Linked DNA regions of Homo sapiens: region 1 is linked to region 2. The links are chromatin loops, found by intact Hi-C in ENCODE. Cell type or tissue: MCF 10A. All regions are shown on one strand. Links, peaks and the distances in the headings refer to the core of each region. The heading gives the core; the rest is flanking DNA.

Region 1 (9,527 bases), core at 2,536-7,535, 390 kb before region 2:
GTGTCTTTATCAGACAAACAAGTGGCTGCATTTCTGGTCTAATTTGAAGAATACTGAAATGTCCCAGAATATAGAGGAAGAGAGAAGTATATAAAACCCTGGCTTTGAGGGAATTTGAGCTAAGAACTTAATTTTCTTTATTTGGTTATGTTGCTGTGAAATCAGAATAAAAGAGAATATTGCAGGAATTTTGCAACAAAGATGTAGTTTATGGATGTTAAAGAATTAACAAAGGATAACCCATATCTGGATTTTTTAATACTTTTTTTAAAAAAAGAAATCTGTCTTTCCTATCTTTTTTTTTTTTTTTTTTTTTTTGAGATGGAAGTCTTGGTCTGTCGCCCAGGCTGGAGTGCAGTGGCGTGATCTCGGCTCACTGCAAGCTCCGCCTCCCGGGTTCATGCCATTCTCCTGCCTCAGCCTCCCTAGTAGCTGGGACTACAGGCACCCGCCACCATGCCCAGCTAATTTTTTTGTTTGTTTGTTTTTTTGTATATTTAGTAGAGATGGGGTTTCACCGTGTTAGCCAGGGTAGTCTCAATCTCCTGACCTCGTGATCTGCCTGCCTCGGCCGCCCAAAGTGCTGGGATTACAGGTGTCAGCCACCACGTCTGGCCTGTCTTTCCTATCTTTTTATATCTGACCAATATTGATGTTCATCATAAATGTGTTTTCTCTTTAGCTATATGTCTTAGTCCATCCTTTCTGCTATAACAAAATACTTTAGTCTGGGTAATATATAAATAATAGAAATTTATTTCTCATAGTTCTGGAGGCTGGGAAGTCCAGGATCAAGGCACCAACAGACGTAGTGCCTGATAAAGGCTTGCCTTCTGCTTCCAAGATGGCATCTTGTTGTTGTGTCCTCTGGAGGGGTCCAACACTATGTCCTTACATGGCAGAAAGGATGAAAGGGACTAGGGAGATTTCTTCAGCCTCTTTTATAACGTCACTAATCCCATTCACCTAAACACCTCTTAAAGCCCCACCTCTAAATACTATGGCATGGGTGATTAAGCTTTATCATGAATTTGGGGGGACACATTCAAACCACAACATTACATATATGCTTGGCAGTTTGGAGAGAAATGAGATGGTTACCTGCCTATCATTCTTTGAAAGCTTTTTCCCTGGAGTAAGTCACCAGAGTAGTTAAGACTCTTATGGTTCATTGTTTTACTCATCTTTGCAACAGTGAGACTGAGCAGTCAGGGCCGAGCACCATGGCTCCCACCTGTAATCCCAGCACTTTGGGAGGCTGAGGCAGGGGGATCCCTTGAGCCCAGGAGTTTTGAGACCAGACTGGGCAACAAAGCAAGACCCTGTCTCTATATAAAAATGAAAAAAAATTGAAAAAAAGACTGAGAATTCAGTTAAGTTAATAATAGTATTCATCTTGGATTATCCTCAGATATCTTTTGTTTGCTTTGTTTATTGTAACTTCAGTCTTAATAATAATTTTGATCTGTTGCTTTGCAAGAGTGAAAAAGAACTAGGATTACTAATAGTTTAGTTAAAAGTGGATCTAACTAGATAGATTTACTTAACAAAATGACTTTAAATAATGGTATACTTTGTGGTATATAAAGTGATTAATTAGCTAACAGAATTAGAAAATAAAAGGCCTTCAGTTAAAAATACCTAATTCTCTTGAAACTGTCATCTGTATACAAAGTAGTATTTTGTCATATTTGTTAAATGGAGAAGAGTGCTGGAAAAAAAAATCCCCTTTTTATTGTCCTTTAAGAGAATTCATTTCCAGATTTATATCCAGATATATGTGGATATATTCATTTACATATGTACTAATTCCTGAAATTGATTGGTCTGAATAATTAGTCTACAGTCAAGAAGTCCTCTTTCAAATTGCCTTTCCTTGACTTTATAAAAGAAAGGCTTGTCTCTTACGCAATCTAAATTTTGCTGTGATACGTTGTTGCCATTTTGGATCCCAAACAAAGGAATTCTCTGAAATACTCAAATACTCATTGTAGGTATTAAGAAAGTGAGTAACAGGGTAACAAATCCTTTGCAAGTCCAGTTTTTTGTTTTCACTGAAACTGAAAGAAGACTTAATTGTAAGCTTATTTATCATTAAAATTAATTTTCAATAATCACCATGTGGCTTTTGGAAAATACATAGGCATTCAAAGATTGACATTGCTGCAACAAACTTTCATTCTGATCTACTTATTTATGTTAACAATATTTCTTAACATTTATGTCTATAAGATGAAACCAAATACATAAAGTAGTTATTGAATTAATTCAAGTAGTTATTGAATTATTATGGCATTTAATTTCCATTATAATTTTGGAAATTGTATAATTGTATAATTATACAATTGGATTGTATAATGGAATAATTGTATAATGGAAATTATACAATTTCCATTATACAATTAAAACAAAGTCCTTGTATTTTAAAATGTAAATGATTGCAGGGTACCAGAAATTACATTGTTTATAATTATTTAAATGTGTTCAAAATCAGTTATCATGACTTAACAATTGCAAGATAGTTATTCAAAATTATTTTAGAAGTTACAAGGGCAAAAATCATTTGAAAACCACTGTTACATTCCTCCCACTTTACTAATGAATTATGCCCTTGTTTGAATTATTTATTGATATTTCATTTATTGTTGTTCTTTACCTAGCAGACATTAGGTAAATACTCATTGGGATAATAAATAGCTTGGATTGTATTGTATCTAGTGCCAGTGAGATTGATTTTTTTCTCAATTACATGTCACTGTTATAAGTGAAAAGACTTTTTTGTGTGTGTTCTACCAAGAATATTTTAAACACATTTAGTTAAACCTCACCTGATAAAACCTTAAGATAGACTCAGATCAGAAAATCTTGTGTAGGGACTACTTAAGCCTAGTTATATTCAGAATCATTTTGCAGAAATTAGCAGTTTTAGTTAGAAATTTGCAATTAGGAAAAGACTTAGAGATTACCTATTCAAATGCCCTTATTTTTCAAAGTGAAAACAGGCCTAGAGTGTTACTTGCTCAAGCTAATATAGGTAGTTGGCAACAGAACCATATCTAGTCTGCACTAAAACCTACTGATTTTACCTCCAGAATATCTTTTGAATTTTTTCACTTCTCTGTCTCCAGTGCCCTCACCCTAGTTGAGGCTATTGTGATCTCTCCCGTGGTATCTACTGTACTACGTCTCACTGGTCTCCCGACAACCTTATTTAGAAAGCATATTTGATCATACTATTCTCTCTGCTTAAAATCCTTCAAAAATGTCTCATTGGTCTCAGGAAGAAGGCTAGTCCTTTATTCTACCCTTTGTATATTTGTGAGATTATTTGATTAAAGTTTTTTTCCTCAGATAGACTGTAGACTGTAATGTCAAAGGGCAGAATTTATGTTTATTTTGCTTATCGCTGTATCCCTACCCCTGCCACATTGCCTGGTACATAGGAGGGACTTGGTACTTGTTGAATGAATGACTCCTGATTTAGCTCTATTTCTACTACACCAGTGATTTTAGAGTAACATTTTTTATCTTTGAAATCTTTGCCATATGCTTTATATAATTCATCTACCCATCTGTTGATGTAATAGCATCTGGAAAAAAAGAATTTCAAGTTAGTTATTCTCAGTTTATAAATCACACTCTTAAAAAAACACACACCTTTTTTTGGTACAAGCATGAAACAGTAGTGCTAAATATTCTTTCTATATTTGATGGAGCATGGTCATATATTTAATTTTTATTTATCTGCTCTCATAAGCAGGAGAAACTAAGAAATCATAGAAACTATTGTGTAGGGAATATAATTAAAATGCAAAGAGGTAGTGGTGATAGTAAAGTTAGTGCCTCTCAAACTGGTGTTCCACAGAATACTGTTTCAGGAGATCTTGTTTTTTTATTTTAATTTTATTTTTTGAGACAGGGTCTTAGTCTGTCACTCAGGCTAGAGTATAACGTGATTACAGCTCACTGCAGCCTTCATCTCCCAGGCTAAAGCCATCCTCCCACCTCAGCCTCCCAAGTAGCTGGGACCACAGGTGCACGCTACCACACCCAGCTAATTTTTAAAAAAATTTTTTTAGAGACTGGGTCTCCCTAAGTTGTCCAGACTGGTCTCCAACTCCTGGGCTCAAGCAGTTCTCCCACCTCGGCCTCCCAAAGCACTGGGATTACAGGCATGAGCCACCACACCTGACCTATTCCTGCAGATTTTAATAGGTATTCTACAACCCTTTCCTCATCTTTCTGCTGTCATATCCCCTTTACACCAAGGACTATATTCTTATAAATAACTTTGGGAAACACAATGTATTAGTTCCACTTCTCATAGAATAACAGTGTATATTAGCATAGTAAAGCTCCTTTTGCCTTAAAGCAGAGTTTCTCAGCCTTGATACTGTTGACATTTTGGACCGGATAAGTCTGTGTTTGGAGCAGGTAGTGGGAAGGATTGCTGTCCTGGAAATTGTAGAATATTTAGCAGCATCCTTGACCCCTACCCATTAGACTCTAGTAACACTAACATACTCGTGGTTGTCCAGCTGTGACAACCACAAGTATCTCCAGATATTGCCAAATGTCCCTTTGTCCCCTGAAAGACAACCCACCTAAGAGTGAGAACTACTACCTTAAAAAAAATCAGTTTGATCGTGCTTTATACTCATAATTCCCAGATTTATTTGAGGATAGAATATTTCTCCTCCTCCTTCATTTGCACACCTAATTTCCTGGGAATTGCTATTTTAAAATTATCATTTAATAAAACAGAAACTAATTCTCCTATTTAGGCTTCCCCCTAAAACTCATCAATATTTTCCATGGCACTTAGAATAGAGTTCAAACTTCATAACATGGGCTTTGTGCGTGAAAGGGCCTTTACCTGCCTCCCTGACCTCACCTCCTATCACCACCTGGTGGCAGTAACATTGTGAGCTGCTTTCAGTTCTTTAGGCATCTCAGTTTCTTTTCTAACATGCTGTTCCCTCTGTTGGGAATTATTTTATCCTTGTTCTTTCTTATCCTTTAGGTTCAGTCTTAGATTAAATGTCATCTCTTAAAAAGAGATCTTTTCTGATCATTTCTTACTCTGCCAGAAAGGATAGCCATCCATCCCAGTTCTTACACTCTATCTCATCACCCTATTTGTTGTCTTCATTCACTTTTTATAGTCTATAATTCTTTGTTTACTTGTGTAGATTTCTTTCTGTCTCAGTCACTAGAATGTAAACTGTGTGAGGGCAGGACCTACATTTATCTCATTCATCATATCCCTAGCATTTAATAGAGAGCCTGGCATCTAATAGGTACAATTATTATTTGTTGAATAAATACATATTATTAATATAATTCACATATAAAATTCACTCTTTTAAAGTGTATAATTCAAGGCTGGGCATGGTGGTTCATACCTGTAATCCCAGCATTTTGGGAGGCTGAGGCAGGTAGATCACCTGAGGTCAGGAGTTAGAGACCAGCCTGGCCAACATGGTGAAACATCATCTCTAGTAGAAATACAAAAATTGGGTGTGGTGGTGGGCACCTATAATCCCAGCTACTCAGGAGGCTGAGGCAGGAGAATCACTTGAACCCGGGAGGCAGAAAGGAAAGAAAAGAGGGGGAGGGGGAGAGGGAGAGGGAGAGGGAAAAAAAGGAAGATATAATTCATAGGTTTCTAATATATTCACAAGTTTGTGCAGCCATCACCACTATCTAATTCAAGAACATTTTCATCCCTCCCCGCTCCTCCTACCCCCAGCCCCTGCCTGCCAACCACCACTCTACTTTCTGTCTCTATGGATTTGCATATTCTGGACATTTCATATAAATGGATTCGTACAACATGTGATCTTAACTATCTGGCTTCTCTCTTAGCATAATATTTTCAGAGTTCATCCATGTTGTAGCATGGAACAGTACATTATTCTTTTCTGTGGCTGAATTATATTCAATTGTATGGATATGCTACATTTTGTTTATCCATTTATCCATTGGGTTGTTTCTACTTTTTGATATTATAAATAATGCTGCTCTGAACATTCATATATGAGTTTTTCTGTGAACATATGTTTTTACTTCTCTTGGGTATGTACCTAGAAGTAGAATTGTTGAATCATATGGTAATCTATTTTTAACTTTTTGAGGAACTACCGAACTGTTTTCCCAAGTGGCTACATCATTTAACATTCCTACCAGTGATATATGAGGGTTCTAATTTCTGCATATTCTTACCAACACTTGTTATTGCCTTTTTAAATTATAGCTATTCTAGTGGGTATGAAATGGTATCTCATTGTCTTTTGATTTGCATTTCACTAATGACTGATGTGTTGAAATATTTTCATGTACTTATTGGTCATTTGTGTGTCTTCTTTGGAGAAATGTCTATTCAGATTCTTTGTCCATTTTTAAAAATTTGGTTATATGTCTTATTGTTGAGTTAGAGGAGTCTTTTTGACATATTTTCTAAAAGAGATGCAAGAGTTCCATCCTGGCTAACATGGTGAAACCCCATCTCTACTAAAAATACAAAAAATTAGCCAGGCTTGGTGGTGGGCACCTGTAGTCCCAACTACTGGGGAGGCTGAGGCAGGAGAATGGCGTGAACCTGGGAGGCGGAGCTTGCAGTGAGCAGAGATCGTGCCACTGCACTCCAACCTGGGCAACAGAGCAAGACTCTGTCTCAAAAAAAAAAAAAAAGAGATGCAAGAGTTGAAAGTCCTTTTGTATTCTGGATACTAAACCCTTGTCAGATAGTCCTGATATGGGTTTGCAAATGTTTTCTCCCATTGTGTTTGTCTTTTTACTTTTTTGATAGTGCCCTTTTAAGCAGAAAAGTTTTTAATTTTGATAAAGTTCAATCTATCAATTTTTTTATTTGTTGCTTATGTGTTTGGTGTCATATCTAAGAAACCATTGCCCCATCTGAGGTCAGGAAGATTTATACTTGTGTTTTCTTCTAAGAGCTCATGTAGTTTTAGCTCTTACATTTAGGTCTTTGATCACTTTTGACTTAATTTTTGTATCCGTGTGGGAGTCTAACTTCATTCTTTTGCATGTGACTATCCAATTGTTGGAGTGTTGTTTTTTTTTTACTTTAATAAAGTATCATATTTTTCACAAAATATGAACATTGTTTCAACATTTACAATTTTAAAAATAGTGTGTGGAGCACATACTGTGTACCAGACATTATGTTGGGTATGTCGTCTATACAGATTTAAAAAAAGACATAATCCCCATCCTCCATGTCTCACAGATCTGGAAATTAAGAAAATTGAGAATAGTAATGAAAATTTGAATGGAACATTAAAGATATTTGATGGTGTTGATAGTGGTTTTAAATAAATGGTTTTTGAGAAGATTGGCCTTTTATGTATTTAACCCAAAGATTGCATGAAAAAGCTTGATGACATTATTAGTATAAAAATAAAAATATTCCTGAATGTTGCTGTAAAAAGCACTTGATGGTGGCTGCTATGCAATAGGAGTATTTTACCTTGATTGGTACTCTTTTTTTTTTTTTAAACACCCCTGGTTTTATTTTCCCTTCACTCCAATTTTCTCACTTGTTTGCTTTTTTTTAAAATTTTATTATTATTATACTTTAACTTTTAGGGTACATGTGTACAACGTGCAGACTTGTTACATATGTATACATGTGCCATGTTGGTGTGCTGCACCCATTAACTCGTCATTTAGCATTAGGTATATCTCCTAAGAATCATTTTCTTTTTGAGACAGTCTCTGATGCCCAGGCTGGAGTGCGGTGGCACGAACTCGGCTCACTGCAAACTCTGCCTCCTAGGTTCAAGCGAAGAATCATTTTCTATTAACAGTAATTTGCGGGGTGGATGAGAAAGCAATTGTCTGTCATCCACAAATGCAAGGTGGAGATAAGACAATTATAGAGATGACAAAGAAATCAGTCTCTCTTTCTCTCTCTCTCAGTGTAACTGTGTGTCTCTATTTTAGTATAACTCACTGATTTAATATTTATTTAACTCAGAGCAAAGGAATCTCTAAGACAGTGTTCTCAAAGTCATTCTTTACCTGTTTTTTATTTTTTTTCTCTCGTTTGACTTCCTTTTTTCTGTTACTGCTAATCTTACAATTGTTGATATATCTTTCTAAGATTTGTACTTATTTATGCTTGCTCTCTCTGAACTAGGCTTAGTCTTTTGTGACTAATTATTGAATTCAGGACATATTTAGCCCATTGTATTAGTCTACTCAGACTGCCATAGCAGAATACTACAGACTGGGTGCTTTAAACAACAGAAATTTGTTTTCTCGTATTTCTGGAGGCTTGAAAGTCCATGATCAAGATTCAGGCAGAATTCGTTTCTAGTAAGGCCTCTTTTCTTCTTTGCAAGCATTTCCCCAAACATGGCCTATCCTCTGTGTGTGATTGGAGTGAGGGAGGCAGAGAGAGAAAGAGACAGAGAGAGAGAAAGAGAGAGAACATACGTGTGTGTTGGGCGGGGGCAGTGGGGGAATCTCTGGTGTCTCTTTTTTTATAGGAACATTAGTTTTGTGGGATTAAGGCTCCATTAGCCTTAAGTCCTCATTTAACCTTAGTTGCCTCTTTAAAGGCCCTGTCTCCAAATACAAGTCACATTGTGGGGTTAGGGCTCCCACATATGATTTTGGGTACACAGTTCACTTCATAATACCCATGTAGCACGTAGTAGTCACTTTTATACAGTTAATATGTTTATATTCCTTATTTGATAATAAAATACAGTGATTTTTCTATAAAACTTATATTGATATTGGGGTGGGGAAAACTCATGTCACCTAGGCTCTTTGTACCTCAGTTTTCTCATCTATAAAATAACAATATTGGGCTCGTTGATTTTTGAATGCTGAAATTCTCTGATTCTCCAATTCAGAGTTACTGATTTCTAACATTATTCAGCAGGTACATTATAGGAAACATCTTATAATAGAAATTGATGTTCTGTAAATGAGCATTCTATAAGCTTCTCATAACTGAAGTGAAAGGCTTAATCATTCTATATACTGGTATAGATAATCTATTTCCTGTGGTCCCAGCTACTAGGGAGGCTAAGGTGGGAGGATCGATTGAGCCTGGGAGGTTGAGGCTGTAGTGAGCCATGAATGTGCCACTGCACTTCAGCCTAGGTGACACAGCTAGGTGCTGTCTCAACAAACAAACAAACAAAAACTCTATTCAACTAGCTATGCTGGGCTGTTTAGTTTTTATTATGTATAATTTAAAGGTCTGGATATGGTATGTTTCTTTTTTTCTTCCAGTTAATAATATCCTTTATTTATACAGTATAATTTATCCTTTATGAATACCTTTTCATTTTGATGGGTTCAAACAATTTAATAAGTGAAGATAGCAAAATGTGAGAATCCTTCTCATACCTACTCCCCTTTCAAAGGAGGTAACCACAACAGATTGTTATGCATCCTTGCAATCTTTCTATGAATGTACATATGAATATTAACTTATGTACATATTTTCCATTAATGGGATCATGCTATATATATTCTGTTATTTA
Region 2 (9,527 bases), core at 2,132-7,131:
GCATCACCAGCCAGATGCCTGGGGTTGCAGGCTGGGAGTGGGGAAGGTGTGCCCAGGATTTAGAGGACACTGGGGGTGGAGAAGTGGGGGCAAGGGACAGGGGGAGAAGGAGAGGGGATAAGGAGAAATGCATTCTAGATCCAAGAGAATAAGATTTAACAGCAAACTTACTTTGTTCAGTTCATTTCCACATGAGGCTGTGCAAGTGAGAAATGAAGTGTCTCCTCATTACTCTTAATTCTGTCAGTGTTAGGAAGCAAGAAGACTCCCCTCTTCCAGTCCTGGGGGTTGTTAGTTATGCTGAAAAGCACCCTGTGCTCTTTTTTGATTTCAGAGAAGGGGTACATTTTCCTCCAAGGAAGGGGGAGCCAGTTCCGGGACCTATCAGACCAGCACCTCTGAGGTTTGCTAAAGTATTTGCCTGGCTGTTCAGAGGCCCTAGTAACACAGTCAATTAACACATAATTTGTTTTATTTATTTATTTAGAGATGGGATCTTGCTCTGTTGCCCAGGCTGGAGTACAGTGGCATGATCTCAGTTCACTGAAACCTCAACTTCCTGGGCTCAAGTGATCCTCCTGTCTCAGTCTCCTGAGTAGCTGGGATCACAGGTGTGAGCCACCATGCCTGGCTAATTTTTTTGTGGACATGGGGTTTCACTATGTTGCCGAGGCTGGTCTTGAACTCTGGAGCTCAAACAATCTACTTGCCTTGGTCTCCCAAAGTGCTGGGATTATGGGCATGAGCCACCACACCTGGCCATAATTTGTATGTGTATTATAACTATATTCATACAATAAAGTAAGCTAGAGAAAGGAAAATGTTATTATGAAAGTTGTAAGTGAGAGAATACATTTACTATTCATTAGGTAGACGTAGATCATCATAAAAGTCTTTACCCTCATAGCCTTTACATTAAGTAGGCTGAGGAGGTGGGAGAGAAGGGGTTGGTCTTGTCTTGGAGTGGCAGAGGCAGAAGAAAATCTGCATATAAGTAGGCCCAAGCAGTTCAACCCCATGTTGTTTAAGGGTCAACTGTATTTCAAATGAGGAAAGCTTGGGCTAGACTTAGAGAAAGGTAAGCAGGAGAAAAGTAATCATTAGCATGAAATACCTCTGAATTAGAATGCTGTCCACCTCCTCCCTGTCAAACAGCTGTGTGTACCTGGCTCAGGCCCCCTATTATTGTTCTCAAGTGTCAATAAAATTCCATCTGTACCTTCACTGGCTCCTTATCTTCATATAGACCCAGATTTTTGTGCATGCATCTTAGCTCAGATTGCTATAAGAGAATACTAAACTGGGCAGCTAAAGCAACAGACATTTACTTGTTTCTCACAATTTTCAGGATGGAAGTCTGAGATCAGGATACCAACATGTTCAGGTCTGGTAAGGGCTCTCTTCCTGGCTTGCAGACAGCCACCTTCTTGCTGTATCCTCAAATGACAGAGAGAGAGAGAGGAAACTCTACAGTCTCTTCCTCTTCTTATAAGGGTACTAACCCCATTATGAAAGACCAACATTCATGACTTCATTTAAGCCTAATTACCTCCCAAAGGCTTTACCTCCTAATACCATCACATTGGGAGTTAGCATTTTAACATATGAATTTTGAGTGACACAAACATTTAGTTCATAAGAGTATAGTTACCTTGTTCTCCCAAAAGCTTTTTTAATTCTTACAAAGGAGTTAACACTAACTAGTTAATAACATGACTTTGAGGGCTAAGAGATATGCTAGTTGGGAAATGTCTAATATGATATAATGCCTGGCTCACAGCTGGAAGCAATACATCATAGCAATAGTCATTATTGCTTAGATATTTAGTGCTTTTGTAGTTTAGTTCTAAACTTTTGTAATTTTCAATGTGATGTCATTCCACATAAATTTTTTACCTGGAACATGGGCTATAATTTCTTTTAATTATTATAGAAAAGTATATATATTTTCCTCTCACTCTTGAATGAGTAACAGTTTAGCTAGGTATAAAATTCTATATTGATAGTAACTTTCTCTTGGCACTTTGTGAGTTCCTCCCATGTTTTCTGGCATCTGTTTCTGATGATGTTCCTCCCATCAGTGTTCTTTTTTTTTGTAGATAATCTTTTTTTTCCCCCAATGAGATTTTTTTTCTTTATCCTGAGATGTCTCACAGTTTCACTGTAATATATAGACACTTAGCTATATCACAGTGAAAATACAAGTTTCTATGTATCCATATCTAGTGAATTCTAACTTTAATACTGGAAAACTTCAGATATTATCTCTTTGAACATCACTTCTCTCTCATTCCTTTTATTATTTTCTTCTGGAATTCCTATTAGCTGTATGTTGATGCCCGTCAGTGTATCTTCTGTATCTCTTAGCTGCCCTTTCATATTTAAAAAAATACATTTTCCCTCTTTGTGTTGCATTATGGGTGATTTCTACAGTACTGCCTCCTAATTAGTGGATCTCTCTTCTACCATGACAACATAGAGTTTATCCAATACTTATGAGTTTATGTATTTTTTTTTTGAGACTGAGTATCACTCTGTTGCCCAGACTGGAGTGCAATGGTGTGATCATGGCTCACTGCAGCCTTGATTGCCCAGGCTCAAGCAATTCTCCCACCTCAGCCTCCCAAGTAGCTGGGACCACAGGTGCACGCCACTATGCCTGGCTAATTTTGAAATGATTTGTAGAGACGGGGTCTTGCTATGTTGCCCAGGCTGGTCTCAAACTCCTGGGCTCAAGCTATCCTCCTGTCTCAGCTTCCCAAAATGTTAGAATTATAGGAGTGAGCCACTGTGGCTGGCCTGAGTTTATGTATTTTAATACCTATATTTTTCATTTCAATTGGTTCTCTTTTATAACTTGCTTTTGTTTTAGTTTGCCTATTTATTGTTTCATAGTTTATGTTTTTATAAATGGTTGTTAGTCATTCCTTTATATCTTTGAGGATCCTAAACATTTCTTCAAGCACTTTTTAATAGTTGACATATTACATAATTTAAAAAATTTTCTGTCTCTTCCATAGAATGTAAGTTTCAAGAAGGTAGTTGTATTAGTCTGTTTTCACACTGGTATAAAGAACTGCCTGAGACTGGGTGATTTATAAAGAAAAGAGGTTCAATTGACTCACAGTTCTGCATGGATGGGGAGGGCTCAGGAAACTTACAATCATGGTGGAAGGGGAGGAGGCACATCTTACATGGTGGCAGGGAAGAGAGAGCATGCAAGAGCAGGAAAAACTGCCTTATAAAACCATCAGATCTTGTGAGAACTCACTCACGATCATGAGAACAGCATGGGAAAATCACCCCCATGATCCAAGCACCTCTCACCTGGTCCCTCCCTTGACATGTGGGGATTATAAAGGATTATAATTCAAGATGAGATTTGGGTGGGGACACAGAACCAAACCATATCAGCAGTCTTGTTTTGTTGATTATTGTATCTTGAGCACCTAAAACAGTGTCTAGGACATGGTAGGTGCTTAGAATATTTGCTAAATAAATAATCAATTCCTTAAAAAGTCAGTGTCACATTGCCCTACCATTTTCACTTCTTCTGAAGTGAATTCAATTCCTACCATTACATTTTTAGATTACATTTTTTGACTGCCTTTTTAGTCTTTCTCTTGTGGGAGTTATTATTAGTAATTTTAGTCTCTCTCTATGCTCATTCCCTTTCAACCTAGTGGTTTTGCAGTAGCTTCTTTTTGGTCCTCGCAGCCCCCAATTCAGAACCAGATTTTCAATTGTCAGCTCAGGTATCCATACTGCCATGATTTGGGGACGTTGCTGATCCCAACACTGAGCCAGGGGACCTCTTTGGCAAGGTTCCTCTTCAACTGGGATAAGAAGCTTTGTATAAGTCTCAGCCCCAGCATTTTATATTCCTGGTTCTTGGGTGTGAAAGCCCCACCCAGTTTCTGGACTGGGAACCCCTGGCCATGTATAGTTCCCCTTTTACCACAAGAGAAGAGAAAAGCTCCTGGCCACCTCTGCCTGAGTGGTGACCTGGAGAACCTATAGCACCATTTCTGCTGTAGAATTGTATTTCTGTGTTTCTCTGATCCTTGGAGATGCTGATCTTTTTTTTTTTTTTTTTTCCTGGAATGCAATGGCGTGATCTCGGCTCACCGCAACCTCCTGGGCTCAAGCGATTCTCATGCCTCAGCCTCCTGAGCAGCTGGCAGTACATGAACTTGCCACCACGCCCAGCTAATTTTTATATTTTTAGTAGAGACAGGGTTTCACCATATTGCCTAGGCTGGTCTCGAACTCCTGACCTTAGGTGATCCACCTGCAGCAGCCTCCCAAAGGGATGGGATTACATGCGTGAGCCACTGCGCCCGGCCAAGATGCTGATCTTCCGGAGCAAGGCTTGGACTTTCATTTTTAAAATTTTTATATCTTATGTATTATTGCTAGGTGTTTGGAGTGGTGGGGGGCACTTAAAGCATGGATTTACAGTACCATTGTGCCTGGAAGGTGTTTGTGTCCCCCATTAAACCTATTGGAACAGCAGGCCCGCGGGGTTCACTCTGGAATGGCTGCAATGCTGACGTTGGAGGACATGTTAAAGCTCACCTAGCTCTACCTCATCTTACAGAAGCAAGGCCCAGTGGCTTGCTTCAGGCCCCGCATTTTGATAGCCTCGGAGCCAGGAAGGTAAACGTGACTCCGCGCCTGGGTCTTTGAACACTTGCCTTTGAACATCTGATGTTTTTCACGCAGAATGGCCTTCCTGCTTTGCTGCTGTCTGAGCCTCACAGTTTAAGGGTCAGCTCTAGTTCTACCCAGTTTTCTGTAGTCTTTTCTTCTTCCCCAGGCATATGGCACTTAAAAGGGAGGGAAAGAGCATGGGTTTTAATCATTACCTAGTGCCGACCCTGTAGTGGCTCTGCATGTGGGCTGGGCGGAGTGTCTTCACAGTTAATGGCTGTGTGAACGCTCACATTTTATATACGCCACTGCTCTCTAGTGGTCAACCCAGGCATCAACTCTGTAGTCTGGAACAGTGAGTAAAGCCACCCCAAGCCGTTCATAGCAAACATTAAGGTTCTCATAGTCATAACTTTCCTACCATTCATGGAAAAAAAAGTTCAAGTCCTGTTTATTTGGTCTTTCAAAGCCAAATATATTATATTTATTTATATAATCAGAAACTATATATCTACCTCTGTATGTAGAGGTACACACATTCTCCCATTGAAGTTGATCATTTAAGCACCACTGTCCCATAGAAATATCACACAGGGCTGAGGCCAGGCATGGTGGCTCATGCCTGTAATCCCAGCACTTTGGGAGCGTAAGGAAGGAGAATTGCTTGAGCCCAGCAGTTTAAGACCAGCCTGGGCAACATAGCGAGACCCTGTCTCTACAAAAAATAAAAAAATTAGCCAGCGGTAGTGGTGCACATCTGTAGTTCCAGCTACTCGGGAGTCTGAGGCAGGAGGATCACTTGAGCCTGGGAGGTTGAGGCTGCAGTGAGCCGTGATTGTGCCACTGTACTCCAGTCTGGGTGATGAGACTCCATCTCCAAAAAAAACAAAAAAACAAAAAAAACCCAGAAATATAACATGAGCCACATAGTAACTTAAAATTTTCTAGTTGCCGCATTAAAAAATAAAAAACATGTTAAATTCATTTTAATGATATAATTTATTTAACCGAATATATCTAAAATATTATCATTTCAACATGTAATCAATGTAAAAATTACTCACCAGATATTGTATATTCTTTTCTTGATAAGTTTTTGAAATCTGGTATGAATTTTACACTTATAGCACACCTCAGTTCAGACCAGCCTCACTGCAATTGTGGGTAGCCACATGGGACTAGTGGCTACTGCTTTGGACAGCAAAGGTCAAGGGCGGTGGTTTCCAAACTCCGTCCTTGCTCTTGCAATCTCCGGGGAGGGGAGAGGAGCTGAAGTTTAAGTTGATCACCAATGGCCAGTGGCTTTATCAATCATGCCTCATAATGAAGCTTCCATAAAAACCCAAAGAGACAGTGTTCGGAGAACTTCCGGATAGCCGAACACGTGGAGGTTCTTGGAGGGTGGCGTGCTCAGGGAAGGTATGGAAGCTCCATGCTTCTTCCCCCATACCTTGCCCTATGCCTCTCTTTGTTTATATTCTTTGTAATATCCTTCATAATCTGGTAAACATGTTTCCCTGAGTTCTGTAAGCCACTCTGGCAAATTAATCAAACCTAAAGAAATGTGGAAAGCCCAGCTTGAGGATCTGTGACTGGTGTCTGGAGGAAGAGGGAGGCATTCTTGTGGGACTGAGCCCTCAACCTGTGGGATCTGATGCTATCTCCAGGTAGACAGTGTCCGAATTGAATTGGAAGATACCCCTGCAGCTCACGTCTGCTGCTGAATTGATTGCTTGCATGTTGGTGGGGTAAAACCACCGAGTATTTGGTCACAGAAGTCTGTTGTTTTTTGAGACAGAGTCTTGCTCTGTCACCCAGGCTGGAATGCAGTGGTGCAACCTCCGCCTCCTGGATTCAAGCAATTCTCATGCCTCAGTCACCCAAGTTGCTGGGATTACAGGTGTGTACCACCACAGCTGGCTCATTTTTGTATTTTTAATAGAGAAGGGGTTCTTACCATGTTGGCCAGGTTGGTCTCGAACTCCTGGCCTCAAGCTATCTGCTTGGCTTGGCCTCCCAAAGTGCTGGGATTATAAGCTTGAGCCACTGAGCCCGGCCAAAAGTCTTCTGTATTGATGTTGTTGGTGGTGTGAGAGCAGAAGAAACATTGTTCACGTTTGTTCCACTCACCTTGGCTGTTGCCACACACCTTGGAGGATGGCATTGCAATTTTGTGTGCCTCCTTTTAAATGCAGAGCAATGGAAGCTGATAAAATATAAGAAGAGAAAGCCACTGTTTTATGGGGAAGGTCGTTAATATCCTCCCAGGCTTTTAACAGGCCTAAATCTGAGGTGGTACTGGATCAGTTTGTCCCATTTCATGGGGCTGAGGGACAGAGGGGGAAGAATCTTTTTTGGGAGCAGCAGTTTTCCCCTCTGTACTCTGGAAGGAGCATCTTCTTGCAGTTGCTCCAAGTTGCAGACTGGTCTCAGGGTCCTCTCATCTCTAATTGGTGTCCCCCTTGGTTCATCTGTCTGACTGCATGTCCTAGCAAGTCACAGTCCTATCCCAGGCATCAAGGCTGAATTTCAAGGTGTCCTTAAGGTATGTCTTCTGGTCACCCTGTTTATAAATGCAGGCCTTAATTCTCCACTCAGCAGCCTCTACGGCACTCATTAGTAGCTGTGTTTCTTTTTTCAAATATAACCTTTATGGTAGAGTCATAATATGGAAAAGATGCCAGCAGATTGAAATTTTGTAAATCAAATAATTTTGATTGCTCTGGGAGCTCACAATTTAAGGAATCCTGTGGTGAATTCTTTTGTAGACCGAGTAATCAGCCCTCTCTTTGTTTTAAAAATTCAAGTTTTAATATATTATCTTGCCTGAGGGAGATGATTCCACACATATTAAAAATAAAAAAGATGCAAAGAAAAGATCCCATCTTCATGCTCCCCTTCCATATTTAAGTGGCAGTCTGTAATCACAATTATCCGGCTCTCAAGCAATTACACTAAATATTAATGAAAGAACCCTAGTCACACAACTGCGCCCAAGGGAAGCTTCTGCCTGAAAGTCAGGGTTAATGGCCTCACAATCGTTTTAATGGATTTTCAATGAAGTGTGAAGATGACAGGCCAACAAGGGTGAGGTTCCATGACAGAGCACAATTAGCATCTTCCCATTAGTACCTGACCTTGTTTCTATTTTTATTTCTTTACAATCCTGGTGAACTGATTCCCTGAGTATGTATTTATTAGTTTATGTTGAACACAACTCATAAGACCTTTGTTAACTCAGAGTAAGAGCGCCCATCTCCACTGCTTCTGCGGGAGAGGTGTTATAGCTTTGTTCCGTGGGGGGTATTGGTAAAGACCCTCCTGATGATGTTTAGACAGCAAGGCTGATGCCCGCACATTCTAATGACTGACACGCTGCTGCTTTCTACTGGCCCTTTCTAACTCCCTGGCCCCCTTGTGTTCCACCCTTGTGACTCCAACCCCTGAAGAACTCGGCCTGAGACACCCAGCTCCCAGTGCCTGATCCTCTGTTGTTTCTTTGTCCTCTGGAGTAATTGCTAGTGGTTACAAGCTCAGCCCCTGGAATCACATTGATTGGGATGGAATCCTTCCTCTACTAGCTGTGTCTTTTGGCAAGTCACTTGATCGTTTGGTGCCTCAGTTTCCTCAGCTGTAAGATCAGCCTTTAGTGCCTGTGGGCAAGCCAAGGGCCTTCTGTGGAACTCCTCCAGGGTGCCCTGTCTTCCTCCCGCATTTTGAGTCCACGTTCTTAAACCCCAGGAGTTTCCTTGACTCCCCTCTTAGCACTTCTGGGGACTCAGATTTTGCTCCGAATCTCTGGTTCCCTGACTGAGTCCCCTCTTTCAGAAAGGCTGCAGAAACTCTTTTTCCTTGTTTTAAAATTGGTGTTCTAACCTAGGGATTGGCAGACTATGGCCTGCCAACCACATCTAGCCCACAACTTATTGTTATAAATAAAGTTTTATTGGAACAAGCCAGGCTTATTCATTTATGTATTGTCTATGGCTGCTTTCAGGCTGCCACAGCAGAAGTGCGTAGCTGTGACAGAGACAGTGGCTCACAAGTCTAAAATATTACTATCTGGCTTTTTCCAGAAAATGTTTACCAACCCTTTCCTGTGTCCAACCCTTGAAACGTTTACCAACCCTTGAACTGTGTCCCCACAGAAAGATATGTTGAAGTCCTAACCTCCAGTACCTCAGAACGTGACCTTATTTGGAAATAGGGTCTTCACAAAGATAATCAAGTTAAAATAAGTTCATTAGGGTGGGCCTTAATCAATATGAGTAGTGTCCTTATGAAAAGGGGAAATTTAGACACAGAGACAAACGCACACACAGGGAAGATGTTGTGAAGACAACACCCTGTGAAGAGGCAACACCCTGTGAAGAGCGAGGCATCTATGCCTGAGGCTACCAGAAGCCTGTAGGGAGGCCTGGAACAGCTCCTTTCTGAGGGCAACGTGGTCTTAGACTTTAGGCCTCTAGAGCTGTGAGACAATAGATTTCTGTTTTTTTAAGTCACCTGGTATGTGGCAGTTTGTTATGGCAGCCCTAGGAAATGAATGCACTGCCTAACCAATTCTTTTCTTTATTCCTTGTTGTTCTTTTATGTAACACATTTGTATGTTGTGCCAGGTCACTTCAAGGTGGCCCTCATACATGAGGTAATGGTGTCACCACCCAGTGTGTTCATTTTGCCTGCTGCCCAGAAAGAGCTGAAGATCAACACTGGGGAATTGCAATAGAGAAAGAGTTTAATTCACGTAGAGATGGCTAAACAGGAGACCAGAGCTATATTATAACTCAAATCAGCCTCCCCCAAATTTTGGAGGCTAGAGTTTTTCAAGGTTATTTTGGCAGGCAGGGGGAATGGGTGTTGCTGATTGGTTG

What was found. Peaks named below come from ENCODE experiments on the same cell type or tissue, not always from the same donor. Only the 100,000 strongest peaks of a DNase experiment are listed, where the experiment ranks them.
Region 1: a loop joins it to region 2, with 7 times the contacts of the local background. A loop is called at or near these places in 3 of 110 quality-filtered maps.

Annotation. Positions count from the first base shown.
Region 1 is chr1:180,774,090-180,783,616 of GRCh38, forward strand. All of the region lies in intron 2 of XPR1 (xenotropic and polytropic retrovirus receptor 1), which reads left to right. Among named protein-coding and RNA genes, the nearest start is that of LINC02816, 130 kb to the right of the region's middle. RefSeq lists a silencer at 7,791-7,991. In MCF 10A, for the core only: a CTCF peak has its summit at 4,862; a DNase peak (open chromatin) is centred at 4,912.
Region 2 is chr1:181,161,798-181,171,324 of GRCh38, forward strand. No RefSeq gene overlaps it. Among named protein-coding and RNA genes, the nearest start is that of LINC01732, 7.9 kb to the right of the region's middle. RefSeq lists silencers at 4,935-4,984, 4,995-5,064. In MCF 10A, for the core only: a CTCF peak has its summit at 4,978 (motif pointing left); a DNase peak (open chromatin) is centred at 4,954.